Regions from separate parts of the Homo sapiens genome. Here regions 2 and 3 are each linked to region 1. Evidence: chromatin contacts called from ENCODE Hi-C or POLR2A ChIA-PET data. All regions are on one chromosome and are shown on one strand. Each heading gives the region's core, a stretch centred on a gene start or an enhancer-like site at or near the end of the contact. The rest is flanking DNA. Distances are from core to core; before and after follow the strand shown. Region 1 overlaps EPS15L1 (epidermal growth factor receptor pathway substrate 15 like 1). Region 2 overlaps MED26 (mediator complex subunit 26). Region 3 overlaps KLF2-DT (KLF2 divergent transcript).

Region 1 (3,244 bases), core at 399-2,898:
GCATTGGCGCAATCTTGGCTCACTGAAACCTCTGCCTCCTGGGTTCAAGTGATTCTCGTGCCTCAGCCTCCTGAGCAGCTGGGATTACAGGCGCGCGCCACCATGCCCGGCTAATTTTTGTATTTTTAGTAGAGGCGGGATTTCCCCATGTTGGCCAAGCTGGTCTCGAACTCCTGACCTCAGGTGATCTGCCCGCCTCAGCTCCCAAAGTGTTGAGAACACAGGCATGAGCCATTGCACCCGGCCCTGGCTGGCTCCTTGATTGTGAGTGTCGCGGAGCCTCTCACCTCAGCTCCACAGGACCACTGTGTGCTGCTATTCAGATGCTGCCTTGGCCCATCTTTCAGGACATCCAAGAGCTATGTGGGCAGGGGACGCTTAGTTGTGGGGGACTGTCCTGTGCATTGTGGCCATGCCCCTGTGGCAGCCTCATTTGGGCACAAGAGGAGTGTTTTAGACCATTGGGCTGCTGTGACAAAGTGCCATAGACAGAGTGGCTTAGAAACAGACATTTCTCACGGCTCTGGGGGGTGGAAGTCTGTGATCCAGGCACCAGCAGATCCAGTGTCTGGTGAGGGCTCACTGCCTAGTTTGTAGACGGCCACCTGCTTGCCGTGTCCTCACATGGCAAAAGGAGCAGAGAGAGCCTTCTGGGGCCTCTTTTATAAGGGCACTAATCCCACTCCTGAGGCTCCACCCTCATGACCTCATCACCTCCCAGAGGCCCCACCTCCCAACACCATCCCATTGAGGGATAGGATTTGGACATAGGAATCTGGGGGGACATAAACGTTCCGTTCATAACAAGGAAAGAGAGTCGTTGCTGATTCTTTCTTCATCATGATGACACCCCAAAGTGCTGCTGTCATCCCCATTGAAGGCCAGTAGCCGGGGCCATTCAGATGACCCAGAGCTACAGGGACAATGCTTGGTCTCAGCACCCATTTCCACGGAAGGGCTGGTCTACTCCATGCCTGCAGCATCAGAGCCTGCCCCACGCACGAGATAAGCCAAAGGAAGAGGCAGCTGCATCTCAGCCCTAGTGAGGTTTTCCCAGGGGGTCGGCTCCTCAGCCCAGGTCAGGGGCTTGGGGTTCTTCAGCCCTGACAGCCCTCCTAGGGTGGGGGACACTGGGAGCGGGGAACCCCTGGGCCACTTCCTGGGAAGGAGATGTGAAGTAGGGAAGGAGCTGGGGCTTGCCACCACGCCCTGCCGTTGTTTTCGTCGCTGTCGTTTTTGAAAAGCAAGGGATCGGTGACTTGGGTTCAGGCTGAGTCGGCGCCTGTGATGTGTAATTAGCATCCCCACGTTTCTCCCAGGGCCCTGGCCGATACGAGGCAAACGGGGAAGTTAAGCAAAGACCAATTCGCGTTAGCTATGTATTTCATTCAGCAGAAGGTCAGTAAAGGCATCGACCCTCCTCAAGTCCTCTCGCCGGACATGGTCCCGCCTTCGGAGAGAGGCACGCCCGGCCCGGTGAGTGGTGCTGGTCATGCCCTGGGGGTATTGACATCCCTTCCCACCGCCTGCCACCAGGTGGCACTGGTGGCACACATGAGCCCACGGTGGCGGGTGCTGCCTGTGGTCCCTGCCTTCCTCAACAGGGGCCCCCGGGAGGGTGGCTTGGCTGCCCAGGTATTTCCCCAGGCAGGGGGCTGACACTTTTGCTACCTCACCCTGTGTACTAAAGGGACAATTTTATCCCTGGGCCCGAGAACTGCTGGTGCCTCCTGTCAGGTGATGTCAGGTTGCTAATTAGAGATCTCGCCTCTGAATTCAATTCTAGGACAGTTCAGGCTCTCTCGGCTCCGGGGAGTTTACTGGCGTGAAGGAGCTTGATGACATCAGTCAAGAGATTGCCCAGTTACAAAGGTATGTTGGAAACGGCCCTTCCCTCCACATCCAGATGTTACACGAACTCTCCCAGGTTGTTATCGGAAATATCAGAGGCTCACCTGGAAGTTTGCTCATCACAGGTTTATTCAGAAGGAAGGAAAAGATACAGCTTCTGAGGTCCTAAACTGGCTCAAGGGGCTTGAAGAATGACATCTTCCATTTGAATCAGCCTCAGCCAGAGCCCGTAGCATCTGTGTGGTCTCAGGCAGGTCTTGACCAGAGCCTGTGGGTGGCAGCTGTGTGGTCCCAGGCAGGTCGTGGGCAGAGCCTGTGGCAGCTGTGTGGTCCCAGGCAGGTCGTGGGCAGAGCCCGTGGCAGCTGTGTGGTCCCAGGCAGGTCATGGGCACAGCCTGTGGCAGCTGTGTTGTCCCAGGCAGGTCATGGGCAGAGCCTGTGGCAGCTTTGTGGTCTCAGGCAGGTCGCAGCTCAGTAGCCCCAGGCATCAGCCCCTCCCCAGTGCTAGGAAGGCCTTGTTATCCTTGACAGCTAGGGCAATTGGGTCTCAGATGGCGAGGAGCGGGCTTAGGACCCAGCAGCTGAAGGTGTGAAGGGGCCTCCAGGTCTGTGGCTCCCCTTCTTGCCTAGTGCCTTAGTTTCCTCATGTGTAAACGAGGGCTTTGGATGGGCTGTCTGTACTTTTAGAGTCTGGTATAAAGAAATGCAGTCACTTCCTGTATTCCCCTCTGGATCCTCTTCAAGAATGACATCCTTTTTTGTTGTTTGTTTTTCAGACAGGGTCTCGCTCTGTCACCCAAGCTGGAGCGTAGTGGTGTGATCATGGCTCACTGTAGCATCTGTTTCCTAGGCTTAAGCAATCCTCCCACCTCAGCCTCCCGAGTAGCTAGGACGCACCACCATGCTGGCTAGATTTTTTTTTTTTTTTTTTAATTTGAGACAGAGTCTCATTCTGTCACCTAGGCTGGAGTGCAGTGGTGTGATCTCAGCTCACTGCAGCCTCTGCCTCCTGGGCTCAAGTGATCTTCCCACTCACCCTCCCAGGAAGCTGAGAGTACAGGTGCATGCCACCATGCCTGGCTAATTTTTTTATATTTTTTGTAGAGATGGGGTTTCGCCATGTTGCCCAGGCTGGTCTCGAACTCCTGAGCTCAAGTGATCCTCTGGCCTTGGCCTCCCAAAGTGCTGGGATTACAGGCGTGAGCCACTGTGCCAGCCAGCATCTTTTTTCCAGTCGATTCTAGGACAGGGTGGACTCTTGTGATGACGGGGCACCATGCAGAAGGGCCCAAAGGTGCTTTGCCCTCTGTGGGAAAGAGATTGTTTACTTGGCTGAAAATGGAAAGGGCTTTGACTTTCCCAGGGAGGATGGATCCTGGTCCTAGCTGGGGGA
Region 2 (3,244 bases), core at 538-3,037, 190 kb before region 1:
AGTCCCACTTCACAAACCAAGGGCTCGACATCCTTTGGTGTAAATCTATAAGGGACTATAAGGACTTTATCCTGGGGCCATAACAGAAATGGTTGCAAGGACAGCAGCATCAACTCTTACTGTGTGCTCACTCTGTGCTAAGAATTATCCCATTTTATAGATGGGCTGATTCAGGAAACTGAAGCATAGTGAGGTTAGGTCGCTGGCACTGCACAGCTGTGAGCCCGACTCCTTCTGCCCTCAGAGCCTTTGCTTTCATCCGGAGATAACACTGCTGCCCACTGTAGAGGGAAGGGGGATGCATGTGAAGCCAGTGCCACCTAGACAGTGCCCGTCAAGCGCCTTGGGTAGAGAGCTGGGGACTCTGCTGTCTTTTTCCACCTCGGAAGTGGGGGAGTTTGTGCCTGAGCTGCTGTGGAGTGCAGAGGATCCCGTGTCCCTTCCCCAGCCAGACACGGCCTCTGACATCTCTAGAGCCTTTGAGCCATGTCAGCTCCAGTTGATGAGGTCTTTTCTTGTGGAGAAGGGAGGCTTTTCATTTCTTATGAGTAGGTTGATGAATAGGTTTAACAATCAACTAGAAATCCTCTAAGCCTCCTCTCCCCTCCTCCCAAAGAAAGAAAGATGGAAAGAAAGAAAAGTATTTAATATGTAAGAGTTTGGGAATTAGACCTGGATTCGAATCTCTACAGCTCCGTCTCCAAGTTATATGTCCTTGGACAAATCACATCAAATATTTATCAGTGCTATTAATACTCTCTATAAAGTGAGGACGTCCCTATCCTACTAAAGGTAAACAGTGCCTGAAAGGAAATTTAGTACCTAGTAGGTACTAAACATGTATAAGCCCCTTCTCGACTTTTCAGGAGCTAGGGGGTATTACACCCCTAGATGAGTTTGTAGATACTGAACTTTGATTTTCACAAATGCTGTTCTTTTTCAAGGGTAGTCTTTCCTTTAGTGTCAGCAAGGAGCAGTTACAAGACAACATTGCATAATTTACACATTTCTAAATGCTCCCTCGGGGGAAAACAGGAAGAAATTGGTTGTAGAACAAAATCCCAGACGTCAGGGTCCAGAGCCTCTTCCTTGGAAGAGGTGCTTAGGCTGAAATTCACAAGCAGGTTTAAAAGCTGCCTGTACTTTTCCAAATCTCTCTGTGCTGCAGTTGCAGGTGGGGATGATCAAAATACAACTTTGTGCACATGAAGCTGCCTTTCAGAAGCAATAGCCAATATTCTTCCTGTGTAGAGACATACTTTAGAATCAACAATTGTGGCTAGGCATGGTGGCTCCAGCCTGTAATCCCAGCACTTTGGGAGACCGAGGTGGGAGGATCGCTTGAGGCAAGGAGTTTGAGACCAACCTTGGCAACATAGTGACACCTTGTCTGTAGTAGAAATCACAAACATTAGGTGGGGCTGGTGGCATGTGCCTGTAGTCCCAGCTACTCGGGAGGCTGAGGTGGGAGGATCGCTTGAGCTGTGTAGGCTGAGGCTAGGGTGAGCCAAGATCACGCTACTGCACTCCAGCTTGGGTGATAGAGCGAGACCCTGTCTCAAGAAAAAAACCAAACACACAAAAAGTAATCATAATCATAAGATCTCCAAGATTTTACTGGACAGAAAAATGTTGACGTAATTGATACCTGGAACATATACCTTGCACAAAAACATGTGGGCAGAATGGCCTTGGTGGGTAATCAAGACTGGATGTTAAGCCAGCGGGTTGCTGTTTTATCTCTCCCGGCCTATCTCCTACCCCACCCCCAACAACCTGCATCACCCTGTTGGCAGGAGCTCAGAGCCACTGTCACCCTCTTGGAAACTATTTATGTAGCAAGAGGCATAGACATGCTCATGTCCTGTGACCCAGTAATTTTACTCTTGGAAGTTTATTTACAGGCTGAGCTTGGTGGCTCACGCCTGTAATCCCAACACTTTGGGAGGCCAAGGTGGCAGGATCGCTTGAGGCAAGGAGTTCAAGACCAGACTGACCAACATAACAAGACCTTGTCTCCATTTACTTCTTTTTTTTTTAATGAAGTTTATTTTTAAACAGCATGGGAGAAGCTTCAGAATCATGGTGCATCCACAGAGTCAAATAGCCTATAGCCGAAAGCGTGATTCTGAAGGCTCTATAGAAAAATGGGCAGGCCTTACCATGAGGGGGAAAGGAGTGGTTTTGTGACTCAGGCATCTGGATAGGCTGGATGCCTAAAGAACTAGAACTTGGGGTAAAATGGAAGCACTTGTGTTGGTTGGGGCAGGGGGAATGGGTTGGTTTGTTTTCCCCTATGCTCCATTGTCTTTTCAATTAAACTGTAAAAAAATGAAAATAAAAGTAGGCTGCTCTAGCCTGAAGAGCACTTGAGCACTATAGAGAGCAATCGGCTGTGGAGTGGATTGCGGGCCTCTATGTACTGCAATCAGTGGAGAGGATTAGTTCCCCTCTCATACGTTTCCGGAAGGTTCAGAACACTAGTGTGCAACATAACACTCCAGTCAAGGCCACCAGTCATGTTCTTCATGTTCCCAGAGGTCCATCCCACCAAAAATGACTGGACAACACCTGGTTTTCTCCACACAGTCAGTGAAGCCACACCCCATGGCTCTGCTAAACACCCTGGAGTGGTCCATGCCTCTGCCTTCCTCTCACCTTAGTCACCTACTCCACCTGTGAGGCCCGGGGGCTACTGCCAGGATGCATGTTCTCCAGCCCTCCTCTGCCCTCCATCTCGAGTCCAACCCTGGCCATTTCCCTCTTGGTCCTGTCCCTTCCATACCGATAAGCAGATGACACCACTGTCACTTCACATCCTTCAGTGGTTTTCCATCACCCTTAGAATAGACGCCCACATTCCTTATTGTCATGATCTACACATGCTACAGGCCTTGGGCCCTTCTTTCCTTTCTCAGCTTAACTTGAACCCTTGCCCTCATTCTTGTGGGAGAACCTTCTCCCTCATCCAGTTCTTGTGACAGTCGGACTTCTTCAGGCCTCTCCTGGCCACCCATTATACAGAGCCCATGCCCTCCTGCTGTCACACTGCTTTCAGCCTTCCATGTCATGGCACACATAGGAAACAGTGGCATCCACAGGGTGCAATGGGTAATTTGGAGGCGAGACTAGGGGAAAGTGCATGTGCTGTTTCTACCATAGAAATTATAAGGATGGTGGCTCACGCCTGTAACCTGTAATCCCAGCACTTTGGGAGGCTGAGGCGGGCGGATCACCTGAGTTC
Region 3 (3,244 bases), core at 297-2,796, 130 kb after region 1:
GCCTCATGTGATCCTCCTGCCTTGGGCTCTCAAAGTGCTGGGATTACAGGCACCCACCACAATGCCTGGCCTGTAGGAAGTTCTTTTTACAACAATGTTGATTTATCCCATAGACACAGGGATATTCGGGTGATCTATTTCTCCTCCTCCTCCTTCTCCTCCTTCTTCCTCCTCCTCCTCCTCCTTCTTCCTCCTCCTCTTCTTCTTTCTACTTTCTTCTTCCTCTTATTCCTCCTCTTCCTCCCCTTCCCCTTCTCTTTCTTCTTCCTCTTATTCCTCCTCTTCTTCCCCTTCCCCTTCTCTTTCTTCTTCTTTCTTTTCTGTTTTTTTGAGACAGAGTCTCACTCTGTTGTCCAGGCTGGAGTACAATGGCACGATCTCAGCTCACTGCAACCTCCACCTCCGGGGTTCAAGCAATTCTCCTGCCGCAGCCTCCTGAGTAGCTGGGATTACAGTGGCCGCCACCATGGCCAGCTAATTTTTGTTGTTTAGTAAAGACGGGGTTTCACCATGTTGGCCAGCCTGGTCTCAAACTCCTGACCTCAGGTGATCCGCCTGCCTCGGCCTCCCAAAGTGCTGGGATTACAGCACGAGCCATCGCGCCCGGCCGATCTATTTGTTCTTAAGTAAGCTTTGGTAATTTGTGTCTTTCAAGGAATGTGTCCATTTCATCCCTGTCACTGAATATTTTGGCATCGAGATGTTTATAACATGTCCTTGTGATCCTTTTTGTATGTGTTGAATCTGTTGTGGGGTCACCTAGGCTTGGAAGCCTCAAACCCTGGCATTGACCCCAGACACAGGCTTTTGCTCTTCTTGCTGTCTGGGCAGCTGTTCCGATGGCAATGACAACTCTAAAAATCTGCTTGTGGCCAGGCGCAGTGGCTCATGTCTGTAATCCCAGGACTTTGGGAGGCCGAGATGGGGGGATCTCTTGAGCCCAGGAGTTCGAGACCAGCCAGGGCAATATAGTGATACCTTGTCTTAACTGAAATTCAAAAGAAAACTAGCCAGGCGTGGTGGCGTGCATCTGTGGTCCCAGATACTTGGGAGGCTGAGGAGGGAGGATCACTTGAGCCTGGGAGGTTGAGGCTGCAGAGAGCCGTGATCTTGCCACTGCACTCCAGCCTGGGTGACAGAGTGAGACCCTGTCTCAAAACAAAACAAAACAAAACAAAACAAAATCTGCTTATGAAAGGGCAGACATCCATTTCCCAGGTCACACCCTCCTAACTCCCAAAGCTTAACTTCTGTGTTTAGTGCTTACAACAGCATAGGAGCTATTGTTAGTTCCATTCTACAGATGGAGAAACTGAGTCCCAGCGTTAGGTGGCAGAGCCGGGATTTGAACCCTGGCTGCCAGCGCCCCCCAGCCTGGGTGCGCTACATCGTCACTGCCAGGCACAGCCAAAATCACGGCCCAACCTATCTGGGTGGCGGCGGGGGGCAGGGATTCCTCTACCCTGACAGCAGCTTGAGGTTACGTTCTTTGCTGGAGAAAAGCGTTTTGAAACAGAAACGCCCACGGTGTCCCTGACGCTGAGTTGTGGAAGTGAGGCCGACTTGGGGCTCTGAACTTGGCTGGTGTCTTCCCCAGCCAGGGGCCCAGAGGCGGGGGTTTGGCCTTCCCGAGGCCCCAAACCACCTGCTCGGCCCTGCGTCCAGCCGGCCGGCGCCCGAGTGAGCGAACAAGGGGACCCTCCGCTGTCTTTATATACCGGAGTTATTTTTAACCATCGCCTCCCAGAACATTACGGAGCTTCCTCTCTCCAACACGCAGGAAACCCTACTTGGCTGTGCTTCCTGCTAACACGAGGCCCTGCGATTGCTGAGAACAACAGCCCCGAGACTGCGCGGCTCCGGGGGGAAAAAAACCTGGCCCCCTTTCAAGCCTTGACAGAAAACCTTTCAGAGCCCTGAACTCCCACCAGCCCGAGGACGGCTCCGATAGCTCTGACAAATGAGCCGGGACTGTGCCCAGGGCTCCCAGGCTGGGAGGGGACCCCGGCTCCCTTGTTCCTTCCTAAGGTCGGAAAAAAAAGCGCGTGTCCCTTCCTCCACCACAGAGGAACAGAGAAGTGTTTGCATTGGTGGATTTTTAAATACTTGTTTATTTTTATTAAAGTGCAATTCACATGAAATTAACCATTTTTAAAGTAGTGGCATTTTATACATGCAGTGTTGTGCAACCGCCACCTCTACTTAGTTCCAGAATATTTTCATCACCTTAAAGGGATACCCTGTCCCCATTACCAGTCACTTCCCATTTCTCCACCCCCAGTCCCTGGCAAACACCAATCTGTTTTCTGGCCCTATGGATTTGCCTCTGTGGGCATCTCACATAGATAGGATTGTACAATATGTGGCCTTTTATGTCTGGTTTCTTTTACTCTAGGTAATATTTTCTTTTTTTTTTTAATTTCTTTTTTCTTTTCTTTCTTTTTTTTTTTTTTTGAGACAGAGTTTCACTCTTCTTGCCTAGGCTGCAGTGCAATGGCACGATCTCGGCTCACTGCAGCCTTGACCTCTGGGGTTCAAGCGATCCTCCTGCCTCAGCCCTGCACCATGTGCCACCATGCCCAACTAATTTTCCTATTTTTAGTACAGACAGGGTTTCACCATGTTGGCCAGGCTGATCTGGAACTCCTGACCTCAGGTGATCCACCTGCCTCGGCCTCCCAAAGTGCTGGGATTACAGGCATAAGCCACCGCACCCGGCCCAACTTCCAGTTTCTTCTTTCTGCCCACTCCCTCTCCACGTGGCTCATCAAAGTGTGGAGTTTGTTTCATGGTGGTTACAGCACAACCCCTCCCCATCCACCTGTGCATCCACTCATTCGTTCCTTTAAACATTTATTCAATCAATCCTTCCCCATCCCTGGGGCGCCTGGCACTTGGCCTGCTGCTGCCACCTAGACCCCAGGCTCATCGTCGCTAGAGCAACCCCACCTCCCTTCCTGGAGCAGGTGCGTCCTCACCCAGATTTGCCTTATTAGCAAATCCCCTGTGATTCTGGGTTCCACCCGGCCCTCGGTCTGGGTCTCACACACTTTTGGTCCAAGTGCCAACCTGTTTGGGTTGCTCTGTGATTAGCAGATGATGACCCCAAGGTCCCATCTAGCCCACCACCTGTGTTTCGGCTTTCAAGCTCGGAATGTTTTATTTATCTTTTAAAACTGTGATAAAATATACATAACAGACAGGGCACAGTGGCTCACACCTGCAATTCCAGCACTTTGGGAGG

The links. Hi-C counts contacts between places; a loop is a spot of excess contacts on that map. ChIA-PET counts read pairs that join two places held with the same protein, here RNA polymerase II (POLR2A). Pooled maps may share reads with other maps.
Region 2: a loop to region 1 is called in a pooled map, with 4 times the contacts of the local background. The contact joins two enhancer-like sites. A Hi-C loop is called at or near these places in 2 of 50 pooled maps. POLR2A ChIA-PET finds 5 or more read pairs at or near these places in 3 of 52 experiments (B cell, H1 and WTC11).
Region 3: a loop to region 1 is called in a pooled map, with 2.3 times the contacts of the local background. The contact joins two enhancer-like sites. A Hi-C loop is called at or near these places in 2 of 50 pooled maps. POLR2A ChIA-PET finds 5 or more read pairs at or near these places in 6 of 52 experiments (AG04450, BJ, PC-3 and 3 more).

The regions. Positions count from the first base shown.
Region 1 is chr19:16,416,180-16,419,423 of GRCh38, reverse strand. It overlaps EPS15L1 (epidermal growth factor receptor pathway substrate 15 like 1), which reads left to right. Exons shown (of 24, transcript NM_001258374.3): 11 at 1,320-1,476; 12 at 1,787-1,872. Among named protein-coding and RNA genes, the nearest start is that of EPS15L1, 54 kb to the left of the region's middle. RefSeq lists enhancers at 931-1,534, 1,680-1,729, 1,760-1,829 and a silencer at 1,500-1,579. Within about 2 kb of position 1,648, at least 8 of the 41 ENCODE cell types and tissues checked have a DNase peak (open chromatin) inside an H3K27ac peak, as active enhancers do.
Region 2 is chr19:16,610,619-16,613,862 of GRCh38, reverse strand. The region is part of intron 1 of MED26 (mediator complex subunit 26); the gene reads left to right. Among named protein-coding and RNA genes, the nearest start is that of MED26, 16 kb to the left of the region's middle. Within about 2 kb of position 1,787, at least 7 of the 41 ENCODE cell types and tissues checked have a DNase peak (open chromatin) inside an H3K27ac peak, as active enhancers do.
Region 3 is chr19:16,282,258-16,285,501 of GRCh38, reverse strand. It overlaps KLF2-DT (KLF2 divergent transcript), which reads left to right. Exons shown (of 2, transcript NR_186323.1): 2 at 1,781-2,143. Among named protein-coding and RNA genes, the nearest start is that of KLF2-DT, 41 kb to the left of the region's middle. Within about 2 kb of position 1,546, at least 33 of the 41 ENCODE cell types and tissues checked have a DNase peak (open chromatin) inside an H3K27ac peak, as active enhancers do.